2 separate regions of the Homo sapiens genome follow, and region 1 is linked to region 2. A link is a loop called in an ENCODE intact Hi-C map of the cell type or tissue named here. Cell type or tissue: heart left ventricle. All regions are shown on one strand. Each heading gives the region's core, and the rest is flanking DNA. Links, peaks and the distances in the headings are about the cores only.

What was found. Peaks named below come from ENCODE experiments on the same cell type or tissue, not always from the same donor. Only the 100,000 strongest peaks of a DNase experiment are listed, where the experiment ranks them.
Region 1: a loop joins it to region 2, with 3 times the contacts of the local background. A loop is called at or near these places in 71 of 110 quality-filtered maps.

The regions. Positions count from the first base shown.
Region 1 is chr6:166,327,357-166,335,994 of GRCh38, forward strand. SFT2D1 (SFT2 domain containing 1) reads right to left here. Exons shown (of 8, transcript NM_145169.3): 2 at 2,805-2,891; 3 at 2,151-2,233; 4 at 920-1,001. It also overlaps the pseudogene HNRNPA1P49. Among named protein-coding and RNA genes, the nearest start is that of SFT2D1, 11 kb to the right of the region's middle. RefSeq lists an enhancer at 6,264-6,313. In heart left ventricle, for the core only: a CTCF peak has its summit at 3,490; a DNase peak (open chromatin) is centred at 3,445.
Region 2 is chr6:166,396,937-166,405,920 of GRCh38, forward strand. No RefSeq gene overlaps it. Among named protein-coding and RNA genes, the nearest start is that of MPC1-DT, 18 kb to the left of the region's middle. RefSeq lists an enhancer at 2,801-3,305. In heart left ventricle, for the core only: a CTCF peak has its summit at 4,074 (motif pointing left); a DNase peak (open chromatin) is centred at 4,005; H3K27me3 peaks cover 646 bases.

The sequences.
Region 1 (8,638 bases), core at 1,216-6,215, 70 kb before region 2:
TATGAGAATGGAAACAACCTTACTAGCCAAAGTGTAAGCTCTCATCTACCCGCCACCCAGGCTCAAGATAATAAGAGTGATGACCTGAGAGTTGTGGACAGAACCCACAATGTAATGGAAGGCACCTTTAAAGATACTGTTACGGGAGCCATATTGTTAGAATTTGTCAAGTTGGCACACAGAGAAGGGACAAAAGTCAGATGACAAATGATGCTAAATCTCACCCTCAGCATAGAGGGTGTCTATGCCCACCCTCTAAAGGGTACAAACTAACAATCCCTCATGAAACCATCAGCAGGGCTTAAAAATGAAAGCACACTCAGCTCTAGGCTCCATTTAAATACGCAGCTACACCATGCCATATACGCAGCAGAAGCAGGCTTTACCCAGCCAGTAGTCTTAGACAATACTGTACCATCTGAACTCTATAACCACATAGGATATATTTTTTTTTTGGTTTTTAGATGGAGCTTCACTCTTGTTGGCCAGTCTGGAGTGCAATGGTGTGATCTTGGCTCACTGCAACCTCCACCTCCCAGGTTCAAGTGATTCTGTCTCAGCCTCCCAAGTAGCTGGGATTACAGGTGCATGCCACCTCACCGGGCTAATTTTTGTATTTTTAGTAGAGACGGGGTTTCATTATATTGGTCAGGCTGGTCTTGAACTCCTGCCATCAGGTGATCCGCCCACCTTGGCCCCCCAAAGTGCTGGGATTACAGACGTGAGCCACCGTGCCCGGCCGGATATAATTATTATATTCAACACAAGAAGTATACATACAACCCTGAAACTTAAAGTATAATAATAAAAAAAAATAAAAATAAAAAAAGAAGTATACATACATAACAGGCAATTATTCGTAAAATAACAGTGCAAAGAATACTTCAATAAAAGTTTTAAAAATGTATTATTTACTTACAAGCATAACAATTGTTGCAAGCAATCTTGTTGCTTCAAACATTTTCTTCAGTTGCTTCACAGGTCCCATTAAAAAGCATGTACTATTTGAAACAAATAAAGTGACTGAGGTACAGGTCTACTAATTTATCTGGTTATGCAAAAATAAACTACTTTTTTAAAAAAGAAGCCCTGTTGCTTTATTTAATTAAAATCTCTCACTAAAATTTTTTTTTTCCTTAACTTTATAAAGAAACTTTACAACTATACCAATAGACATGCTATGGTGTGAAGGTGTCTTCTCCAAAATGTAAGTGTCTTCAGTGTGTTAGTATGAAGACCGGACTAGGCTGTGAGAACTCCTCCCTTTGAAAGGGATCAAAGGCCCTTGGAGGAGAGGCTGCCTGGGGGTTGCTCTTTCCTCTTCTGCCCTGGGAGGACACAGGGATCTTCCCCTTGGGGGATGCATCTATCAGCAGGATGGATGTGCCTTAACCTTGGACTTCAGGCCTCCAACTGTGAGAAAAATTTCTATTCTTCCTAAGTCGCCCAGTCTACAGTATTCTGTTACTGCAGCATAAAAAGGGCTAAGACAAACAACAACCCAAAGATGCGACAAAGATTCTCAAAGAGGGATTCTCATACTCCCAATATAAAGTAGCCCTCTGTCACTACTGCCACACCCTGTTTTAATTCTCTGCACAGCACCAATGCCATCCCATCTTTTTCTGGCTTATCATGTGAACATCTTCTTCATTAAAATGTAAGCTCCACAAGAACAAAGCCTAGAGTGCAGCAGCTCCAAGCCTGGGCTCCGGATTCCCACCTCAGCCATGGTGGGATCCCACCTCCGGATTCCCACTGCCTGCAGGATTCCCACCTCAGCCATGATTTAGGTTCATCGCCATGGGCAGCACTGACTCCCCTGCTCTGTGCTATTATCTCCAGTTATAAACGGGGATGATAATACTGCCTACCTCACAAGCTCGTCATAATACATACAAAACACTTAGAACAGTCCCAGACACACATTAAGTGCCCCACAAAGGCTGGCTATTCCTAGCACTAATACCGTCTGTTATGGGAGACGGCATACAGCAGCAGTCAATACATATTTATTTAATGAATGTAAATCCTGTGGCTGAATTCACAGTATGTACAGAACTACATAAACATCCTACTGGGAAAGTGCTTATTAGAAAGGTAAATTTGGTAGCAAGAGCAAACAAGATATTTTGAGAAGCCAAACGTACCTGGCTAACGCAGCAAGATTGCCGAGGGTATAAAACACTGCAAAAAGCTTTATGCCGCCCGGAAGCCACAGCAATCCAGTTCCCTAAGTTAAGATATTATAGTTATTTTAAAATAATTTTATGATTTTAATGGTTAAAATATAAACGTGCTACTGCAGTAATACAATACCAATATTATGTAATATGTTTAAATACAAATCTGCTTGTAGACAGTCTAGTCTGATTACACAGAAAAAATAGTTAATTTTCAATGTTATACACTAACTTGAATCTTCTTCCTATTTGCACTAGCATATATAAATGAGCCATAACAAAACTTTGTGCTTACCAGTAAATCTCAGTCTATTTAAGTTAAATTTTCATGCTAAATACCAAGTATGAAAAGGTAATAAACATCTAAATTACTGACTCTCCAGATCTTTTAACACATTGATACATTTTTCTTAAATTATTTCAACTATCCACAAAACTCCCCAAAATACTAATTTCTACGTATTTTCATTGATCTCTACCCCTTTATTTTAGTTTAATAAATACCTTCCACCAAAATGGTCTAACAGGGATTTAGTAAAGGACATTAGTTTTTGGTACTAAATGGAATTATTAGTCTAATACAAAATAAAAATTATTAAACAATATAAAGCCTTAACTCACAAGAATAGAAAAGAAAACGCCACATACGAAGCAGATGGCAAACCATTTCAATCTGGTGTTGAAACTAAGGGATGAGGCATCCAGGACCTTAATAAAAAATGGGAAAATTTAGAATATAGTCTTAATTCACTACCAATCTGATTCTTTATACTAAATTAAAGCAAAGTTTTAACACATAGTCTGAATCATTTATTTTGCATATCACAGTGTCATTCAAGAATACTAAGATTCCACGGTTGTTAAGGGTAATATGACCATGGTCTGGGTAGCAGATGATGCTGAGGAATAACCATTAATTTTGCAAAGTCTGATAATATGTTTCACAAAAGTCCTTATCTGTTAGGGACAGCCGATATACACTGATATGGATAAAATGACATATAAGATATATTATAAAATATACAAAGATTAAAAAAACACAGGGGGCAGATGCAACAGGCCAGGCAAAACACTGAAACTGCAGAGGCTGGGAAAGAGTACACAGGTTCATTATCTGTTCTCTCTGCCTCTGCAGGACGAATTCCTCAGGCTCCTAGATGCCAGAGTCTGAGTGCATCCGAGTGCATCCGCACTCAGTGCAAGTCCTGCTGGAGGCAGAGGCTGGCCTTCCACACGCCACCTCCCTTCGGCCGGTCATTGGCTGCAGGCCAGGGGTGGGGTGGGGTGACTGCACCCCATGGAGGGTAGAGGACGCTGGCCACCTACAGGAGGCAGCCTGAGCAGCCCCAGCAGAGACGATCACAGCACGCACCAGACGGTACCCGTTCTAAGCTCTTTCAGTCCAACCCATGAAAGTTTTGGGCCCCTCCTCCACCACTGTAAAAACATACTGTGAAATGATCATTTATTCTAGAGCAACAGCATTCCTATATACCATGCAAATTCTAGCCAAATTATGTGGGGAAAAAAGTAGAAATTACTAAGTCTACTTTGTACAGTATGATAACCCAGCACACAGTAGTGGTGAAATAAACACACTCAGATTACTAATTATACTATTAAAATATATTTTCCAAATAAGGCTAAAAAAGTATCTATCAACAGCAGCTGTGCAAGAAACTAGAAATATACAGCAAGGATTTATATTCCAAAACTTAAATTTCTAATTTATACTACCACATCCACTTAAAAATAAGACTACATGCTTATATTTTCAAGAATAATGAAAAATAAGAGAAAGTTCTATATGCAACAGTTCAAAATACATTTGGTTACATTCCTTACCTCAAGAGATTAATCTGTGAATCCTTATGTAGCATGAAAAGCAGATAAAAATAACTAAGTATTCTGTAATGAAACATATATCACTCTTTAACACATTTTAAATGTTTTTTAAGTTTTAATTCACATTCTTGTTTCCAGCAATGTCATCTGTTTATGGCAAAACTAAACACTTGGTTTTAAACAAAGAGTGAAATTGCCTATAAAAACATCTACATTTCATTCTTACTGATCAGGAAGAATATACACTAAGTATATTTTAACTACGCAGGCCAGAATAAACTGCAAAGACTGAATTACATAGTAAATGATCTGTTAAAAAAAATGGAGACACGCCCATCAGCTTCATTTAACCATCCCACAAAGTATACATAGGTCAAAACATCACGCTGTACACAATAAATGTATATAACTTTTATTTGTCAATTAAAAATGGAAAGAATAATGATTTCTAAAGGTTCGTGTGAGTCCACAATGCTGTGAGGATTTAGTGAGAGGAAAAAGCATCCATTTTTCCTTCTTTTCCAAGTTCAAATCACCCCATTGTTCACAAGTTCAATCGCTGCTTTTCAATAGCCAGTTTTTCTCTCAGCAAGGAAACAGCACGGCTATTTGTATAATAGTAGGTATTTTTTCCTCCTATTGCCATCTTCCGTGTATTGATCTTTAAAACGAAACAGCAGGACAAATTATTTCCACTTGTAAACATGGAATATTCAATCCACAAGCAAATGATTTGTCTCAAGTCTTGCAAATTGTCTAGGATACGAAACAACTATACAGATTTCCTGACTCCTAATTGGGAAAACTGTGATATGCTTCAACATGAAAGAAAACCTGGCAGTGCATCTTCCAACTAGGAGACAGAAGGAACCCTGACGTCTGCTTATCACAAGCATTTTTTTGAGACAGAGTCTCACTCTGTTGCTCAGGCGCCATCTCAGCTCAATGCAACCTCCGCCTCCCAGGTTCAAGTGATTCTCCTACCTCAGTCTCCCAATTAGCTGGGACTACAGGTCCACGCCACCAGGCCTGACTAATTTTTTGTATTTTTAGTAGAAACGGGGTTTCACTATGTTGGCCAGGCTGGTCTCAAACTCCTGACCTCAAGTGATCACCCGCCTCGGTCTCCCAAAGTGCTGGATTACAGGCATGAGCCACGAGCCACTGCACCCAGCCTGCTTATCATAAGCATTTATGTGCTGCTTTCTTTTACCACCAATCAGGAGCAATCCCACCAAAACCAGCAACTTTGTTAATCTCTTAGTCTTAGAAAAGAAATAAAATTGCCACCTCTTCCTCTCCCAAAACCACCATCCATCATTTTACTTATCTGCTACCAGAGGAAGAGGAAGCCAAGAGAATACAGGCCCTTGAGGAGGGGCTGCTCCCCTATTCCCGCCACAGTAAGCACAGCACTGCTTGCAACTAGAACTTCATTCATTAATTTTTTACAAAAGCAGGTGAGAAACATAATAGAGGAAAATGTAGTCCTAGCAGCAACAACATGAAGGCTGAATGAGTGGCTCCCACAGCACAGCCGAAACCCACCCCTTTAAGTGACGGAGAAGCTGAGGAACAGCTCTAATCCACGGATCGCCAGGAGACAGCACAGCTGGAAGGACCTGAGCCTTGCCCCTGGGCTTCTGCCATCTAAACATAGGAAACACTTGTGGCTTTCCACTAATGATGACACTGAATCCAGTATTCCTCCCACTCCTTTTTCAAAATAGCAGTGGGTATAAAAAGTCAAAGTTGTGCAGACAAGTGAGAAAAAGAAACAGACATCCGCAGACCCTCAGGCCCATTCCAGGCAGAACCGCCCGCTCCCCACACCCGCTGCTGGGGTCCACACTTTCTCCTTCTCATTCAGGACTCTTGATCGCGGGGCCTATCCAGATCCTTGCAGCATGCGGCACGGGTTCCACGTGTGCGTGGGCAGCCTGGCCTTTCTGTGCAGCATCCCCTGATCTCCACTGGCCTTTCCCCTCCACTCCACTCAGTGACCCAGCCCAGGGCAGTCTTCCTGCTCGAAATTACACCATCGCCAAAATTCCGGCTGCCGCTCTCCGACCCGTTTCTTCTGGCAGCAGGCTGGTTCCTCGGCCCCACCGTGCTGACTCCTTGGCCTCCTGAACTCCTCATCCGGCCCTTCTCCGTTTTTTCAGCGGCTTCAACAGGACATTCAAATTCCCTTTCCGCTGCCTCCACCTGGTAAAATCCCACCGGAGTGCAGCTTTCCCTCCTCCTGCTCCAGGAGGTGCTGAGCTGAGCACTGCTGGGTGGAGTCAGGCACAGGGCAGGGGGGTCCTGAGCCAGTCCTCATCAGCCCCCCATGGCCTGCACATTGCTGCCTGGCAATCTAAGGCTTCTTGCTTTATCTCAACGTCCATTTTACTCTAAACCACTTCAAACCTCCACTTCCTGCCCCACACTTCCATTCTTAGCAGACAACTTCCCCTACTTCACACACAGAAACCCAAAGCCATCAGTGTGAACTCCCTTACCTTCCTGCTGCCACCAAACCACCAAACCACCAAACACACCAACTAAGAACACCCATGCTCTTGTCCTTTCCTGGTTCCCACAGAGCTGAGATCCACCTGTCCACCCTGCTTTACAGCCAACCCCTTACCTGCTCAGGGAATTGATGCTATTGGGCTTTTTCCTCTAGTGAACATGTTCTCACTCTCTGAAAATGCATCCATCAACTTTTAAACATGAAGTCCCTTCCATCTTAAACAGAAAGCTTACTTCACTTCACCTTCCAGCCTCTGTACACTCATACATCCATTCATCCATCCATCCATCCATCCACTAACTGGCTCAATAAATACTGAGTGCTGCTATGTGCCTGTTCTAAGTGCTGGGTAAGGGATCCAGCTCCTGGTTAAAAATCTATGTGCTGGCTGCTACACCAAAAATACCATAGGCCAGGCACTGTGGCTCACGCCTGTAATCCTGGCACTTTGGGAAGCTGAGGCAGGCGGATTGCTTGAACCCAGTTCAAGACCTGCCTGGGCAACATGGCGAGTCCTCCATCTCTACAAAAAATACAAATATTAGCCAGGTATGGGGGCACACACATGTAGTGCCAGCTACTTGGGAGGCCGAGGTGGGAGGATCACCTGAGCCCGGGAGTCAGAGGTTGCAGTGAGCCGAGATCACACCACTGCACTCCAGTGTAAGTCAGAGTCTCCCAAAGAGCCTAAACAGCTGTGGAAGCTCCTCACTGGAGGGCCGACTGTGGAATCTCGGCACTGGAGGGCTGAGCTTTGAAACAACTGATGAGAACCTGAGAAGCCAATCTGAGCGATGGGGAACGCTCGTGGACTGTGTAGTCATGAGATCCAAGCACCAAGCACTCTGGGGCTTTGGGTTTGTCCTGTATGCCGCTGTGAAGGAGGTGGATGCGCCATGAATGCAAAGCCACACAAGGTGGATGAAGAGTTGTGGAACCAAAGGGCTGTCTCGAGAAGATTCTCAAAGACGAGGTGCCCAACTGTGAAAAAGATATTTGCTGGCGGCATTAAAGAAGACATTGAAGAACATCGCCTAAGAGATCTTGAACAGTATGGAAAAACTGAAGTGACTGAAATCATGACTGACAGAGGTAGTGCCAAGAAAAGGGGCTATGCCTTCGTGCCTCTGACAACCACGACGCTGTGGACAAGACTGTCACTCAGAAATACCATACTGTGAATGGCCAAAACTGTGAAGTTAGGGAAGTCCTGTGAAAGCAAGAGATGGCTAGTGCTTTATCCAGCCAAAGAGGTCGAAGTGCTTCTGGAAACTTTGGTGGTGGTTGTGGAGGTGGTTTTGGTGGGAATGACAACTTCGGTCATGGAGGAAATTTCAGTGGTCATGATGGCTTTGGTGGCAGCTGTCCACAGCGGTGGCGGTGGATACAGTGGCAGCAGGGATGGCTGTAATGGATTTGGTAATGATGGAATCAATTCTGGAGGTGGCAGAAGCTCCAATGATTTTGGCAATTACAACAATCAGCCTTCAAATTTTGGACCCATAAAGGGAGGAAACTTTGGAGGCAGAAGCTCTGGCCCTTATGGTGGTGGAGAACAATACTTTGCCAAATTTTACTTTACTTTACAAAACCAAGGTGGCTACGGTGGTTCCAGTAGCAACAGTAGCCATGGCACTGGCAGAAGATTTTAACCCATTTATGCCTGAGGTTGCACTTTTTGAATTTGAAAAATCAGACCTTGGCGATGACCTTGAACAGGAGAACATAAATAACTCCCACATGCTTAGCGTTCCAATAATGGAATACCAGGCATAAATGGGTTCACAAAACCAAGGTGGCTATGGTGGTTCTAGTAGCAGCAGTAGCCATGGCACTGGCAGAAGATTTTAATCACTGCCAGGAAACAAAGTTTAGCCGGAAAGGAGAGCCAGAGAAGCGATAGGGAAGCTACAGGTTACAAGAGATTTGTGAACTCAGTCAGCCAAGCACAGTGGTGGCAGAGCCCAGCTGCTACAAAGAAGATATGTTTTAGACAATACTCACGTGTATGAGCAAAAAACTCCAGGACTGTATTTGTGACTAATTTTATTAACAGGTTATTTTCGTTTCTGTTCTGTGGAAAGTACCAAGC
Region 2 (8,984 bases), core at 1,680-6,679:
GCTGAAGACCTGGCCCCCTGCGTGATGGTGTCTGGAGGTGGGGCCTTTTTGGGGAGGGTTAGGTTTAGATGAGATCATATGGGTGGGGCCCCATGATGGGACTAGTGCCCTTGTAGAAAAGGAAGAGAAACCTCTTCCTACAGCCATCTCTCTCTGCCATAGGAGGACACAGTGAGAAGGTGGCTCTTCAAGCCAGGAAGATGTCCCTCACCAGGACCTACATTTGCTGGCACCATGAGCTTGGACTTCCAGCCTCCAGGATGGCAAGGAGTCCATGTGTGCTGTTTAAGCCACCCCTTATGTGCTACTTCGTCCCAACTGCCCAAACCTGGAGCAAGGGAATGAATGGGCTGATACTTCCAGGATTCATGGGTCTCACCATGTTCAGGAACTGTGCCTCTTTAGAATGAGATGCGGCCTACTGAGGGGTCCTCACAGCCCTGGTGGGACTGGGGTGCATCCTGGTTGAGCAGTGCATGCTCTGAGCCACTGTACTATCTGGTGCCTTTTCTCCCCTTGCAGACTCTACAAGTGGAGATTGAAGGACTGTACGTGATAGTGGAATTACTCACATTGATACCCAACAACTTGCCAAGAAACTATTTCCTTTCTCTGTGCTCCGGGGCCCTGCTGGGGGAATGCTTCCCCTAGGGACACCAATGCTGTTCCGCCACCCTGGCTCTCAAGACTGTGCCATCACAGGCAGGGGCCACACCATGGGGCGGCCTCTCCTGACTGGCAAGGGGGATGTCAGGGCACTGTTCCTCCATGCGGCAGGGAGGAAGCACCCCCGCACCACCAGCCCAGTGGGGAAACATTAACAGAAGACAGCAGCAACCCAAGGGCAGGGGCCCTCCACCTTCTGGGACCACAGGGAAATACAGACAAAGATTCCCAAGCAGCTCTGGGGCCAGGTTCGAGGACGGTGTGAGAGGGGCAGCTGGGAACATCACGGGTACAGGGACCTGCACAGGGGCTGAGGGCTGTGCCAGCTGTGTTGGCTTCCTGCAGCTGCCATCACAAAGTCCCACAGGTGGGCAGCTTAAACAGCAGGCTGCTCTCACAGCCCTGGAGGCTGGAAGGCCAAGATCAAGGTGCTGGCAGGGCACATTTCTCCTGAGGCCTGTCTCCTTGGCTTATAGAGGGCCACCTTTTCCCTGTGTCTCTTCACATCGTCCTCCCTGTGTGTATGTCCCTCTCTGTGTCCAGATGTCCCTTTCCATAAGAACACCAGTCATGCTGGATTAGGTCCCCCCACCCCAATGACCTCATCATCACTTGATTACCTTAGTAAAGGCCCTGTCTCCAAAGACGGTCACATTTTTAGGTACTGGGGTTAGGACTTCAACAGGATAATTTTTTTTGGAGGGGTGAAACCTTGATTCAACCCATGACAGTAGCTATTCACATTTTCATCCTGGGCCTTAGAGGAACTGATTTCTTCCACCACCCCCATTTCCCTGTTACCTTATATAGATTGTGCTGATGGTGGCCAACTTCCTGCGTTGCTCATGGTTTATAGGTGTTCAGTCTGAACTGGACTGGAAGAGAAAGATTGTCCAGGGCTGTAAAGAGAGACTGGTGAGACTTGGGTTTTGTCTTTGGGAGACGATGTGCATGTTTTCATTGTTTGTGAAGAGCAGCTGTGTTATTTGGGTGGGGATGTCATGGCTGCCATCACTGTTACTTTGGAGGTGAACAATAGGAAGAAAGTTGTGTGGAGACTTTGAGCGGCTGCAGGCTGGAGTGTGGTGGATAGGACAGATGGGTTTTTTGTACTCAAGCTATTTGAAAGCTGGAATCTCAAACTTCCTTGAAGCATTAATTTCCCCTGTGACTTGAGCTTTCCTGAGCAGCTATCCATGTGAGACTTGCAGGGAGGTGGTAGCCACATCGAGCCACCTCTGCAAGCCAGGGAGCAGGATGATCGCTGTGACCAGGGTGGCTGAAGCAGGTCTAGCTGCCAATGTCCAGAAGCTCCTGCTTGTGGACTTTCATGTACCAGCAGCCTGCTTATCGAGCATTTGAAATGTGGAGAGTGTGGCCACACAATTAAAATTTAAATTCTATTGAATTTCAAGTAATTTAAATTGTAAGTAGTTTAAATACCAAATATGGCTAGTGGCTAGCAAGTCAGACAGCACAGCGTGAGAGCATACCTTTAAGGTGGGTGTGCCTAGAGATTCACCAAAGAGAGCTGATGTGGCCAAGGTCACAGGGGCTTTGTATGCTGGACCAAAGAGCCCAGAGTTTTCGATTTTTCTCTTGAAGAACAAGAGCTGCTGAAGTTGTTGTTGTTGTTTAACATAGTCAGGTGATACGGGCACAATTATTTTCTGACAGAATTTTAAGCTGCTATGTGAAGAGATTGAGAGAGGCAACGTGGTGGCAAGATGCCAGCCAAGAGGTTACTACAATTGCCTGGATGAGACGTGTCGATTGCAGAGACAAGCTGGAGGTGATGGGAATGGGGAAAAAGCGCACAGTCAAGAACTCTGCAGGGGAACACCTGTTAGGATCTGACCGCTGACGGTGTGCTGGGGGGTAAGACGGAAGCTTCGGACCCCAGGATCTTGGGATTTATCACTTGCAAATGGCATGTATGGGAATGTCTCAGCGGAGTTAGGGAATGAAGGAGCAGTAGCATGTCCAGGCGGAGGTTGGGTGAAGATGTGGACGCAGGATTGGAAGGGCCGGTGTGAAGTGCTGTCTCACATCCAGGTGGCAACGTGCAGCGCACAGCGGGCAGAAGCTCGAGGAAGCCCCAGCTAGAGACAGCACTTTCTTGTTTTCAGTCACCTTTGCGCTGCAGGTGGTATTAAATAGTGCTTCTTCAGGCCGGGCACGCGGCTCACGCCTGTAATCCCTGTGAGAGGCCGAGGCGGGCAGATCACGAGGTCGGGAGATCGAGACCATCCTGGCTAACACGGTGAAACCCCATCTCTACTAAAAATACAAAAAATTAGCCGGGCGTGGTGGCAGGCGCCTGTAGTCCCAGCTACTCGGGAGGCTGAGGCAGGAGAATGGCGTGAACCCAGGAGGCGGAGCTTGCAGTGAGCCGAGATTGCGCCACTGCACTCCAGCCTGGGTGACAGGGAGACTCCGTCTCAAAAAAAAAAAAAAAAAAAAATAAGAGTGGATCGACAGAGTCTTACGTGATGCTGTGAAATACAGCTGCTGGGCTTCATTTCAGACACATTGCCTAAGACTCTCTTCTTATTACCCGAGTCACTGATTCACAACCACTTTCACCCTTGAAGATCCTTTGTAAAGTTAAGTTTTTTCCTAACAGACCTGTTATATAAAGACTTTGTCTTATAAGGAAGTATTTATTATGTAACATGTTTGTCCCCTCTAAAGAGGACAGTTTAAAGGAGACATTTAAATTTCTCCTTCATGTGAGACATCCAGTGTTAGTATACTGGGTTAATATAAAACCAAACAAAACTCAAATAGACATGACTTTTCACCTCTGCAGGTTTACGGTGTGTGAACTTATGATTCTCATCAACTTTTCTTCCTTTCTTTCTTTTTTATTTTGAAGACAGAGTCTGGCTCTGTCACCCAGGCTGGAGTGCAGTGGTGTGATCTCAGCTCACTGTAACCTCTGCCTCCCGGGTTCAGGTGATTCTCCTGCCTCAGCCTCCCGCGTAGCTGGGATTACAGGCACCCACCACTATGCCCGGCTTTTTTTGTATTTTTATTAGAGATAGGGTTTCAGCATGGTAGCCAGGCTGGTCTCGAACTCCTGACCTCAAGTGACCTGCCTGCCTTGGCCTCCCAAAGTGCTGGGATTACAGATGTGAGCTACAGCGCCTGGCCTTCATCAGCTTTTCTTAATACTGATGGAGCCCACGGACTCCTGGTCCTGTTGTGAACTTCAGGTTGGCAATCGCTTGCCCTGGGCTGTATGAGGAGCCAGTGGCAGGACCCTGTCTGACCGGTGACCCATGGGGGCTCTGGCCATCGCAGTGCACGGGTCCTGAGAGGGCTCCCAGAGCTGCAGGGCTGAGCGCGTTCTGCATGGCCTGCAGGTCTAGCTGTACAAGCACTGCCCTCTGCTGGCATTTTGTAACAATTGCAAACACACAGAACTTACTTGTCCCGCAACGTAGTGAAGTTTCCAGAAGGAAAAGAGATGAATTTATGCCGGGGTGGTGGTTCACGCCTGTAATCCCAGCACTTTGGGAGGCCAAGGAGGGCGGATCACCTGAGGTCAGGAGTTCAAGACCAGCCTGGCCAACATGGTGAAATCCCATCTCTACTAAACAATACAAAAATTAGCCAGGTGTGGTGGCACGCGCCTGTAATCCCAGCTACTCAGGAGGCTGAGGCAGGAGAATCACTTGAACCCGGGAGGAGGAGGTCGCAGTGAGCTGAGATTGTGCCGCTGCACTCCAGGCTGGGCGACAGAACGAGACTCCGTCTCAATTAAAAAAAAAAAATAAAGAGGTGAATTTATATAGTTAACAGGCCACGTTCAACAAGGCCACCCCAGCCACCCGAGGCCCCATGTAGAATTTTGAATGGCCACATGCGTAGTGGACGCTGAACAGGGAACTCGTAAATTCCAGCCCAGTCCCCACCTATTCACTCATTTACAAATAATGATTTGTGCCCAGCACCGGGCCAGGCATAGAAAGAAGAAAAGGATTGCAACTCTCAGGGGTGCTCCAGGCTAGGGGGAGAGAGGCGCACACAAGAACAATTTCACTTCAGTCTCTTCCTCGATCCGGTATGAGGCTGTATAAAGGGCAGTCCGGATTGTATGGAGGTAATAATGTCTGAGCTGAAATGGAAAGGATTACGCAGGATTTGTCTGTTGGACATCTCTGACCAAAACGGCACTGAAACCTGATGACAGTACTTAGCACCAGGTATCTGAGTGGGAGGCTGTTGAGAGTAAATGGAGTTACGGTGGAAGAAATTCTGAGGTCCTTTAAAATGACCAAGCTGCCCGGGACCTTGCCATGTATCTGCTGGCATGTATGATTTGGTGTGAAAATATCAGGCCCAGATAACAGCCAAATTGCCTCACTTTCTGCAAGCTAAACACAGTCTAACTGCGTTAGCTACACACACACACTCTCTCTCTTTCATGCATCACTGAATGATGGAAACACGTTCTGGTAATTTCATCACTGTGTCGACATTAGAGAGTGCATTTACACAAACCTAGATGGTATAGCCCATTGTGTACTTAGGCTCTATGGTGTAGCCTATTGCTCCCAGGCTACAAACCTAAGCAGCATGGTACTGTGCTGAATACTGTAGGCAACTGTAACACAATGATAAGCATTTGTGTATCTAGACATATCTAAACATAGAAAAGGTACAGTAAAAATATGATATGGTATTGTCATCCTATAGGACCACCATTGTATATGCATCTATCTATCTATCTATCTATCTGTCTATCTGTATAGATATAGATATATACAGTCATGCACGACACAATGTTTCGGTCAGTGACTGACTGCATATACAAAGGTGGCCCCATGAGATGACTCTCTCTCCCTCTCCCTCTCCCTCTCCCTCTCCCTCTCCCCCTCCCCCTCCCCCTCCCCCTCCCCCTCCCCCTCCCCCTCCCCCTCCCCCTCCCTCTCTCTCTCTCTCTCTCTCTCTCTCTCTCTCTCTCTCTCTCTCTCTCAGGAACCATTCTTAGAGTTAGCTGCTCCACACCCTTTCTTTCACCTTCCTTTGTCGCCTCATCCAGCAGGCTTTCCGGAATGCAGATGCTGGCATCTGGAAGCATGAAGATGAGGCCTGTGAGTTAGAGGTCCTTTGGGACCGGGAGGGCTCAGAGGAGCTGGGCTGCCATCCAGCCTGCCCTGAGGCTCGCCTGAGAGATCTACAAACTTAGACCTCAGAAGGCTGCTGTCACTTTGGGCTTCCTGCTGCTCACAGTGAAACCTAATCTTTTTTCAGGGAATGGTTAATCGTTTTATGGAGATATAATTCACATACCATACAATTTACCCATTTGAAATGTACCACCTTCAGTATGTTTACAGGGTGTGTGACCATCATCACATTCTAATTTTTGAACATTTTTGGCACCCCCACCAAAAAAAACACTTTACACCCATTATCAGTCACTATCTATTCCCTCTCCACTAATGTTCTCCTTGGCAACCACCAATCTGCTTTCTGTCTCTGTGGATTTGCTGTCCTGGACATTTTATGTAAATGAATCACACCACATGTGGCCTTTGTGTCTGGCTTCCTTCACTGTGTAGTGTTTCAAGGCTCACCTATGTTGGAGCATTTATCAGCACTCCGTTTATTTTTGTGGCTGAATAATATTCCATTGCATGGATAGCACATTTTGTTTCTCCATGAATCCACTGGTGGATATCTGGGTTGTTTCCATGTTTTTACTGATACATATTCATACACACTTATGGGGTAGGTGTGGTGTTTTGTTGCATGCACAGAATGTGTTATGACCAAGTCAGAGGATTTAGGGTATCCATCACCTGCAGTATTTATTATTTCTATATGTTGGGAACGTCTCAAGTCTTCTAGCTATTTTGAAACATACAATACACTGTTGATAACTATAGTCACTGTATTCTGCTATTGAACATTAGAACTTATTCCTTCTACCTAACTGCATGTTTGTGCCTATTAACCAATCTTTCTTCACCCCTGAAACTTAATCTTAACTACTTTACTTTGTAATACATTTCGTTTGTTTGATTAGGATAGTTACTTTCTATTGCTTGTAACCAAGGAACCGTAACTAATATAGAAATTGATATGAGAAAGCAACACATCTTCAGGGAAATGTGGAGAATTGAGGACAGATTACTGGGTGTGGAGCTGGATTGAAAAGCAGTGACACACCCGTTGATATGATGGGAAGGGGGCTGGCAGGCGATGGGGCACCCGGCCAGTGGGTCAGACTCTTGCCCATGTTCCCTGGAGGCATCTAGGAGAACACTGATTTCTCACAGTTCTGGAGACTGGAAGTCCGAGATCAAGACACCCTCATGTTTGGGTCTTGGTGATGGCCCTCTTCCTGGTTTCACACTGCTGACTGCTAGCAGTATCTTCACATGGTAGAGAGTAGAATGAGCTTCAGTCTCTTTCTCTCCTATCGGGTCACTAATCCCATTCATGAAGATGCCATCCTCATGATCTAATCACTCCTCGAAGGCCCCACCCCTTAATACCATTCCTTTGGGGGTGAGGATTTCAACGTACAAACTTGGTGGTGGGCACAAACATTCAGTCCGTAGCAGATGGCGTTTCACTGGGCAGGTGCTGTGTTTGGGCAATCCTATCAGAATCACGCAGGAGCCTTGCTAAAACGCTCCTTTCTGTGACTAGGGCCGCACCTACCATGAATCAGTAGATGGCCCACAAGGGCACGAGTAGTTAACTCAGTCACTGTGCTTCTTACAGCGGATACTGAGGGGCATTCTGTTCTTAGGAGAGACTGGACAAAGAAACTGAGTCAGTGCTGAAGTCAAGTGCAGATCTGGAGTTAATTCCAATACTACAAAATGAATTATAGTTTCAGGTGCAGAACTGGAGTTAATTCCAATACTTACAAAATGAATTATAGTTTCAGGTGCATATCTAGTTTCCAGCTTTATAAATACTTGGTACAAAATAGATAATTTAATTACTGTCATGCTGAAAGAGGAAGCTGAAGAAAACTCAATGTCAGATGGGTGCCAAATGCAGTAGAATGTGTGAGACTGTTGGGCTCGTGGTGATATTGTATAAATTAATGTCTGGCTTGCATTAATTTTTGCATTATTTTATGAAGCTTCATATTCATAAAATTAAGTGGAAAAAGTATAAATGAAACATGACTTAAGAGTCCAGATAAATCTAGAATTAGGCCGGGCACAGTGGCTCATGCCTGTAATCCCAGCACTTTGGGAGGCCGAGGCGGGTGGATCACCTGAGGTCAGGAGTTCGAGACCAGCCTGGACAACATGGTGAAACCCCATCTCTACTAAAACACAAAAATCAGCCAGACATGGTGGCAGGCACCTATAATCCCAGCTACTTGGGAGACTGAGGCAGGAGAATCACTTGAACCCGAGAGGTGGAGGTTGCGGTGAGAATTAACACCAGATCATTCTAAGGCTAAACTCAGAAGCAGAGATCTGCACAATCAGTCTGTTGTACGGACACGTGCTGGGGGTACACGCTCCACCCTTTTAGTCTTTTACACTCTCCTCTGCACCTCCAGCTCCTCACCTTAAAGGCCCCACAAGGGTCACCAGGGACCCCTGGCTTGTCTTTGACACCGGTGCTTTTGGGCCCTGGGAGTAGCAGAGGTAAAGGCAGCAGGGTCAGTGAACAAGGCTCACACACTGTCCATTTGTGCCACAGCTGAAACCTGAAATCCGCAACCCCAGCATCTTGGCAGTGGCAGTGCCCATAAATGGTGCTTGGCCCTGCCCTGGCCCCTTATTGTGAAGATCCAGCCTTCCGCCCTCCCACCCTCACCCCCTGAGCTGGCTTCCCTAGAGATCTGAGCAGCAGATCACGCCGAGCTGATGTGGCCTGAGCCAGCTACTCCCCCGATGGTCCTTGCTGGTGACAAACTGGTAATGACAGTGGCAAGTGTGGGCTCCATAAACCTCCTACAATTGACACAAGGAGGTTGTCAGGCTCAGGAGGGCCCCTGGGCCTGGTCCGGGAGTGCTCAGTGTGCCTGGCCCTCCCTGCAGAGTGGTGAAGGGGAGGGGCTTAGTGGACTGACACGGGTGAGACCTGGGGCTGGTGGTGGTGAGTGACAGGGTGGAGGCAGAGTGTGTGGTGTTCCAGCTTGGCACTCTCAGAGCCCGCTGTTTTCAAGGTTGGACTTTTCTCATCACACTTGTAGGTAATGAGGTAGAAAGGTAATAAGGTCGAAAAGTAATGAGGTAGAAAGCACGGGGCTGATTGAAGAGGAGATCGCTGGACACCGCAGGAAGGTCAAGCTGAGGTGGTGATGGGGAGAGAGGCAGGGGTTTTCG